Regions from separate parts of the Homo sapiens genome. Here region 1 is linked to region 2. A link is an interaction called in ENCODE POLR2A ChIA-PET data of the cell type or tissue named here. Cell type or tissue: MCF 10A. All regions are shown on one strand. Links, peaks and the distances in the headings refer to the core of each region. The heading gives the core; the rest is flanking DNA. Region 1 has its middle 13 kb from the start of MED18. Region 2 overlaps PHACTR4 (phosphatase and actin regulator 4).

Region 1 (4,399 bases), core at 163-4,162, 75 kb after region 2:
CTCACTGCAAGCTCCGCCTCCTGGGTTCACGCCATTCTCCTGCCTCAGTTTCCCGAGTAGCTGGGACTACAGGCACCTGCAACCATGCCCGGCTAATTTTTTGTATTTTTATTAGAGGCAGGGTTTCACCGTGTTAGCCAGGACGGTCTCAATCTCCTGACCTTGTGATCCACCTGCCTTGGCCTCCCAAAGTGCTGGGATTACAGGTGTGAGCCACCGCACCCGGCTACCTAGAGCAACTTTTTAAAATTTGTTTTTTCAGTTCTGAGAAATAAATTAGAGTACTAAAGCGTGAATGGCTTCTTCAGAGTGAAAAAGCCACAGCTGGCCAGGCACAGTGGCTCACACCTGTAATCCTAGCACTTTGGGAGGCCAAAGCAGGCAGATCGCTTGAGCCCAGGAGTTCAAGACCAGCCTGGCCAACGAGGCGAAACCCTGTCTAAAAATTTTATCTAAAAATACAAAATATTTAGCTGAGCATGGTGGTACATTCCCAGCTACTTGGGAAGCTGAGGTATGAGAATCGCTTGAGGCACGAGAATTGCTTGGGAGGCAGAGGTTGCAGTGAGCCGAGATTGTGCCACTACTCTCCAGCCTGGGTGACAGAGTGAGACTCTGTCTCAAAAATAAAATAAAATAAAATAAAATAAAAAAATAAGCCAGGCATGGTGGCTCACGCCTGTAATTCCAGCACTTTGGGAGGCCGAGGGGGGTGGATCACCTGAGATCAGTGGTTTGAGACCAGCCTGGCCAACATGGTGAAACCCTGTCTCTACTAAAAATACAAAAAAATTAGCTGGGTGTGGTGGCGCATGCCTGTAATCCCAGCTACTTGGGAGGCTGAGGCAGGAGAATCGCTTGAATCTGGGAGGTGGAGGTTGCAATCAGCTGAGATTGCGCCACTGCACTCCAGCCTGGGCAACAGAGAGAGACTCTGTCTCAAAAAAAAAAAAAAAAAAAAGGAGAAAGCCATGGTCAAAAAGCTACCCCCTTTCCACAATTTCCTCCTGCTTACTACAGATGCTGAGCCTCATGGCGTACATACCACCTCATTGAAGAGGAATGTTAACCTGGGACAAACCAGCTTACACAGGCAAGATTCTTTTGGTCTCCAAGTCAGCATTCACAAGTTCACTCACTCATTCACTCAACAAATATTTGAAAGGTCAATTATATGAGTAGTACTAAGCTAGGTAGGGGTTATGGGGTTCATAGAAATAAAAAGTATTTAGAACACTGCTAAATAAAACATTTAACACAGTGCCTGGCATAAATATTTATTTATTGATCAATTATTATGTCCCAGGCACTGTGCTAAATGAGTAGATTATCTCATTTAATCTCTACAACAATCTCTAGGAACAGTCTATGATCATATGCATTTTGCAGACAAGAAAACTAAGGCTTACGGAGGTTTACCCAGCTTGAACAACATACATGCAGTGGAGTTTAGATTTAAACCTAAGATTCCAAAGTTTGTGCTCTTAATCATTATGCTATACTACAAAACACAGCTCCTCTCCTTAGGAAGCATACAGTCTTGCTAATAATACTAAAATTGGGCCGGGCATGGTGGCTCATGCCTGTAATCCCAGCACTTTGAGAGGCCAAGGTGAGCAGATCACTTGAGGTTGGGAGTTCGAGACCAGCCTGACCAACATGGAGAAAGCCCGTCTCTACTAAAAATACAAAATTAGCCAGGCATGGTGGTGCATGCCTGTAATCCCAGCTACTCGGGAGGCTGAGGCAGGAGAATCCCTTGAACCTGGGAGGTGGAGGTTGCAGTGAGCCAAGATAATGCCATTGCACTCCAACCTGGGCAACAAGAGTGAAATTCCATCTCAAAAGACAAAAATTAAAAATAAAAAATAATAAAGTCAGATAGTAATATGAAAAAAAAGGCCGGGCACGGTGGCTCACGCCTGTAATCTCAGCACTTTGGGAGGCCAAGGCGGGTGGATCACAAGGTCAGGAGATCGAGACCATCCTGGCTAACAAGGTGAAACCCCACCTCTACTAAAAATACAAAAAATTAGCCGGGCATGGTGGCAGGCTCCCAGCTACTCGGGAGGCTGAGGCAGGAGAATGGCGTGAACCCGGTAGGCAGAGGTTGCAGTGAGCCGAGATCGCGCCACTGCACTCCAGCGTGGGTGACAGAGTGAGACTCCATCTCGAAAAAAAAAAAAAAAAAAGAAAAAAAATAAAGAGGCTGGGTGCGGTGGCTCATGCCTGTAATCCCAGAACTTTGGGAGGCTGGGACAAGTGGATTGCTTGAGGTCAGGAGTTCGAGGCCAGCCTGGCCAACACAGTGAAACCCCAACTCTACTAAAAATATAAAAATTAGCTGGGCATGGTAGTACACGCCTGTAATCCCAGCTACTTGGGGGGCTGAGGCAGGAGAATCGCTTGAACCCGGGAGGCGGAGGTTGTAGTGAGTCCAGATGGTGCCACTGCACTCCAGCCTGGGCAAGAGAGTGAGACTCTGTCTCAATAAAAAAGAAAAAAAAAAGATAAAGGGATAGAGAGTAGAGAATGACAGAGAATGAGTTTGCTACTTAATTCTGGATGGTCAGGGAAGCTTCTCTGACATTTTAGCAGAGACCTAAAAGGTGAAGAAAGCCAGCCACACTGAATTCTGGGCAGGAAATGTTCCATGAAAAGATGTTGGTTCTCTTCCAAATTAATCAATACATATTCAATGAAATTCCAATAAAATTCCAGTAGTAATGTTGAGAATCTACAACTTACTCTAAAATGAATATGAAAGAATAAAGGCCTATGAAAACCCAGTCTATATTTGTGTTGTTGTTGAGACAGGGTCTCAATGTGTCACCCAGGCTGGAATGTAGTGATCTCATCACAGCTCACTGCAACCTCAACCGCCCAAGCTCCAGAGATCCTCCTACCTCAGCCTCCCACATAGCTGGAACCACAGGTGCATGCCATCACACCTGGCTAATTCAAAAAAAATTTTTTTGGAGAGATAAGTTCTTGCTATGTTGCCCAGGCTGGTCTTGAATTCCTGGCCTCAAGTGATCCTCTTGCCCCGGCCTCCCAAAGTACTAGGATTATAAGCATGAGCCATCATGCCTGGATGCTAGATCTATTTTCTTTTCTTTATTATTATTTTTTGAAATATTACTACACTATAAGTCTATTTTAGAGGACAAAAAGGTAAGGGTACCTGCCCTATTGGTAGAAATGGCTCTACTATAAAGCCATAACAATAAAAACATTGTGTTGCGGGCACTGAAACAAAGAAATAAAAAATGAAATAGAATGGAGAGCTTAAAAATAAAGTATATACGAGGAAACCTAATATGTAACAACGGTAGCATCAGAAAGCACTGAAAATTGTTTTTCAGATGGTGGTAGAAAAACTAATTCACTGCAAGGAGAAGAAAGCTGGATTTTTACTTGAAACCACCTAGAAGATAGACTCCAGATGGATTAAAGACCTAAATGTGAAAGTTAAAACTATAAAGCTAAGAAGGAAAATCTGTTCCCTAAGGGTAAATGAAGACTTCCTACACAAAATTCTATGCCGGGCGCTGTGGCTCATGCCTCTAATCCTAGCACTTTGGGAGACTGAGGCGGGAGGATTGCCTGAGCTCAGGAGTTCGAGACCAGCCTGATCAACATAGTAAAACCCTGTCTCTACTAAAAGTAAAAAAATTTAACTGGGCGTGGTGGCATGCACGTATAGTCCCAGCTACTCAGGAGGCTGAGGCATGAGAATTGCTTGAACCCGGGAGGCAGAGGTTGCAGTGAGCTGAGATCCTACCACTTCACTCCAGCCTGGGCAAAAGAGTAAGACTCTGTCTCAAAAAGAAAAACTAAGGAACAAGATTCCAAACCATAATATAGTCAAAATTTAGGATCTCTGCTTAATTAATGACATCACAGATAAAGTTAACAGAAAGGTGACAGACTGAGAGAAGATATTTGCAATGTTTTAAGCAAAGGATTAATATCTAGAATATACAAAGGTTCTGCAGATCAATACCATTGAAAATAAAATATAAAAAATGGGCAAAGAATATAGATACCTTAGTTTCACATACTAAAAAAGTCTATATACTGTTACATACAAAGAAAGAAATGAAAAGATTCAAATGTAATTATAACCAGAGACAAGCAAATCAAAACAACCAAGAGCTGCCATTTTACATCCATCAAACTGGAAAAAACTAGAAAGACGGGTCATGCCACATCACACCAACTGGTGAGGATGTGGCTATGAGTTCTTGTTCACTAGCAATAGGAAAGTAAATGTTACAGACATTCTGAAAAGTAACCTGCAATAGTTGGCAAATGTGAGCATGCTCATAGCTATACAGCCCAGGGGATTTTTTTTTCTTTTTTTTTTTTGAGACAGAGTTTTGCTCTTGTTACCCAG
Region 2 (4,399 bases), core at 87-4,086:
GGGGGCGGGCACCAAACAAGCAGAAAACAGCTAGCTATAAATTGGCATGTTAAAAAATGTAACTACTGTACATAGAAAACTTCCCTAGAAAAAAATCATAAAAGTAGATATATCAAAATGTTATTAGTAATTACCAATGGATAGAAAGGTCAAATGATTTAAATTTTTCTCCTTTTTTTATTTTTTGAGATGGAGTCTCTCTCTGTCACCCAGGCTGGTGTGCAGTGGCACAATCTCAGCTTATTGCAACCTCTGCCTCCAGGGTTCAAGCAATTCTCCTGTCTCAGCCTCCCAAGTAGCTGGGACTACAGGCGCACACCATCATGCCCGGCTAAATTTTGTATTTTTAGTAGAGACAGGTTTCCACCATATTAGCCAGGCTGGTCTCGAACTCCTGACCTCAGGTGATCCACTGCCTCAGCCTCCCAAAGTCCTGAGATTACAGGTGTGAGCCATTGCACCTGGCCTTAAAATTTTCTCCTTTATGCCATATTTTCTCATTTTTCTCAAAGAAATATATATTGTTTTTGTAATAAGAAAAAATAATGATTTGTTGGATTTAATCTACATGTAATTTATATAGACTTTCTACAGCTGTATTAAGTGGAATAGAACAAATGTATTTGTTTGTTTGTTTTGTTTTGTTTTTTGTTTTTGAGATGGAGTCTTGCTCTGTCACCCAGTCCAGAGTGCAGTGGCGCAATCTTGAGTCACTGCAACCTCTGCCTCCCAGGTTTAGATGTTTCTCCTGCCTCAGCCTCCCAAGTAGCTGGGGTTACAGTTGCCTGCCACCACGCCCAGCTATTATTATTATTATTTTTTTTTTTTGTATTTTTAGTAGAGTCAGGCTTTCGCCATGTTGGGCAGTGTGGTCTCAAACTCCTGACCTCATGTGATCTGCCTGCCTTGGCTTCCCAATGTGCTGGGATAGGCATGAGCCACCACACCCAGCCGGACAAATGTATTTTTCTACTATCTTTGTCAGCATTTATTTATTTAGAGATAGGGCTGTGCTCTGTCCTCCAGGCTGGAGTGCAGTGGCACAATCTCATTTCACTGCAGCCTTGACCTCCTGGACTCAAGCAATCCTCCCACCTGAGCCTCCCAAATAGCTGGGACTATAGATGTGTGCCACCATACCTGGCTAACTTTTTAAAAGATTCTTGTGTCTTTTTTTTTTTTTTTTTTGTAGGGTCTCCCAATGTTGCCTAGGCTGTTCTTGAACTCCTGGGCTCAAGCAATCCTCCCGTATGGGCCTCCCAAAGGACTGAGATTAGAGGCATGAGCCACTATGCCCAGACTGTCAGCTTTTAGTTATCAAGATTTTGCCAACTTTATAAAATAAACAGGTATACTTTCTTTTTCTCTGCTATACTGATTGATATAGCATTATAGAGCTGTCCCCTCTTATCTGTGGTTTCACTTTCTGCAGTTTCAGTTACTTGTGGTTGACTGCAGTCCAAAGATATAATATGGAAAATTTCTAGAAATAAATAACTTGTAAGTTTTAAATCATGTGCCACTCTGAGTATCATGATGAAATCTCATGCCATCCTGCTCTGTCCTGCCCAGGGGTGAATCATCCATCACCTTGTCCAGCATATCCACACCGTATGTGTTCACTGCCTGTTAATCACTTAGCAGCCATCTCAGTTGCCATATCAACTGTGGCGGTATTGCAGTGCTTGTGTTCAAGTAATCTTTGTTTTACTTATTTGTTCTATTTTATTATTAGTTATTGTTATTAAATTCTTACTGTGCCTAATTTATAATCCAAACTTTATCACAGGTACATATGTATGTATGTATATACAGGAAAAAAACAGTACATATTGGGGTTCAGTATTATCCATGATTTCAGGGATCCACTGGCATTCTTGGTCTTGGTATATCCCCCATAAATAAGGAGGGACTACTGCAATCATCTGCTTCATCAACATGAATTAAATTGTCCACAAAACCCCTGGCCTAATCACATTTTAACACTAGTCTACATAGGATTTTTATTTCTTGAGTTCCTTTGGCAAATTATATTTTCCTAGAAAATTACCCATTTCAGGGGGAAGGAAGGGGGGAACAGCAAAAAAAAGAAAAAAAAAAGCAAGAAAGAAAATTACCAGTTTCATCAGGAATTCAACAGGGTGTCAAGGTAATTCAGTGGACAAAGGAGAATATTTCCAACTTTGTACCATATCTAAAAATTAACTCAAAAAGAATCAACAACTTAAAATAAAACCTAATCTTTGGTTAAGCAAAGATTTCTTCAAGAAAACACAAAAATTATGAACTATAAAAGAGAAAATGGATTAAATTGGATTGCATTACTTTAAAAGCCTCTGAAAGCAAATAGACAAGCCACAGGCTGGAAGAAAACATTTGTATGACATATATCATCGTCTGTCCAGGGTGCATGACACATTGATAAGGGCTCAGTTTGCAGCAATAAATTCAGATGGAAACCAGTCCATGCATTTAGTCAACCTATCCCACTTGCTATGATTTTCTAGGAGTAAGACGTAGTCAGAAGTGATAAAAAGTGGTGAGAGGACACAGGCAATAGTCCAGAATGTCAGCATTACTGCCTTTCCAGGCTTCTACTACTACTACTACAGCTCATCTTTTTCTACTGACAGAAAAAATAATTACATAATATCTGTTATTCAGGTTCACAGAATTTGGTGCCTGTGTACTCTGTTTTCCTTAAGATTGGTAATTCTATCTTATGCAGAAAAATTAAAACCACTGGAAGAAACACATACAGATATGTATTGTGTGTTTACTACTGGGCAGTGGGTAGGATGTAACAGTAAAAACATGTTGACCTTTATACCCCTTCAGGAAATAAGATGACAGAGGATATTTAATATATATTTATAATAATGCTATATTAAATTTCTCATCAAGACCACTAGGAGAAAAAATGGAACTAGCATCAATTTTGGCATCATGTAATACTGGAGGAATTTAACTCCTACACCCTGAGGACCTCAAAACTAATTAAGCTTGTATTTTGTCTTTCATTCTTAAAGAGGAGGGAGGGAAGGACTATGTTACTGGCATATTTTGAGCTTCAAGTGATAACAACATAACATCAAAAATGTTTTCCCATGAACTTTGAAGTGCATTATGTCTTGAGTTTGGCTCCTTGGCAAATGTTCTTAAACAGCTAGAAAAAAACTCCTTTATAGCATCATCATAATAATTCATAAATTCAGATACAGAATAAGAAAAAAATAATTGACTTTGTTTAGGAAATAATAAATTCTATTTGCTACCTTAACAAACTACTTCTCCTATTTCCTATATGATACAAATTCTAATCAAAAGGAGGTATTATCTTATAAATTTGTTTCCAGAATGCCATGCATATGAATAAAGCCTTTGCAACTAGCTTTAAATTCAGAATGCAAACTGATAATCTACATCTCATTAAACAATCACCAAACACACCCAAAAAAGTATTTTCAACAAGTCATGTTCATATTTATACAAGAGAGGGTATATAGAAACTTAATGAAGTATTCAGATGATTTAAAACATTTTGGGAAGGCAATTAGTATGCAGATCCTCCTCCACCTCAAAAATCTTTAGAAGGAAGTCACAACTCAGTACTTTTAAATAAGTGATATGCTAGGGTTTCAGTCCCTTTTGTTCTGGTATGCTCTTGGGAGAATGACTGTTAACTCCATAAGCAGTTGAAAAGGGAGGAAGAAAGCAGAAGCACGAATTAGCTATTTTTGAAAGTAGTGGGGTGTGGAGCATCATGGTAGCACAAATTCTATGCACATCCTCTCTGGATCCTTCCTTCACTCAGCACTTATGTACAGTGTAGCCATGAATTTTTTTCTTTCTTTTCTCTCTCTTTTTTTTTTTTTTGAGACAGAGTCTCGCTCTGTTGCCCAGGCTGGCGTGGAGTGGCGTGATCTTGGCTCACTGCAACCTCCGCCTCCCGGGTTCAAGCAATTCTCCTGCCTCAGCCTCCCAAGTAGCTGGGACTACAGTAGCACGCCATCATGCCTGGGTAATTTTTTGTATTTTAGTAGAGGCGGGGTTTCACCTTGTTGCCCAGGCTGGTCTCGAATTCCTGAGCTCAGGCAAACCGTCCACCTCGGCCTCCCAAAGTGCTAGGATTACGGGGGTGAGCCACCGCGCCCAGCCTAATTTTTTCTTTTAACTGGTAGTATACACCAGTATAGGTTAACAAGTAATACATTCATTGTATTTTATCCAGGTCTCTGAAATGAGATGAAAGGGAGGTGACCTAAAATCAGGAGAAGCAAGGTAAAAGCTGTTTGATTCCTCTATCACTTTCCCTACTCCATGATCTTCAATGTCTGTCCTACACTAACTCTGGCGGAATTTTGGAATCTGTTTTCCAAGAAAGTGTAAAGCAAATGGT

Evidence for each region. ChIA-PET counts read pairs that join two places held together with the same protein. Peaks named below come from ENCODE experiments on the same cell type or tissue, not always from the same donor. Only the 100,000 strongest peaks of a DNase experiment are listed, where the experiment ranks them.
Region 1: POLR2A ChIA-PET joins it to region 2 with 5 read pairs; 4 of 35 experiments call an interaction of 5 or more read pairs at or near these places.

What each region holds. Positions count from the first base shown.
Region 1 is chr1:28,340,276-28,344,674 of GRCh38, reverse strand. No RefSeq gene overlaps it. Among named protein-coding and RNA genes, the nearest start is that of MED18, 13 kb to the right of the region's middle. In MCF 10A, for the core only: no CTCF peak of the experiment used is centred there; no DNase peak of the experiment used is centred there.
Region 2 is chr1:28,414,738-28,419,136 of GRCh38, reverse strand. All of the region lies in intron 2 of PHACTR4 (phosphatase and actin regulator 4), which reads right to left. Among named protein-coding and RNA genes, the nearest start is that of PHACTR4, 47 kb to the right of the region's middle. RefSeq lists a silencer at 1,625-1,684. In MCF 10A, for the core only: no CTCF peak of the experiment used is centred there; a DNase peak (open chromatin) is centred at 1,586.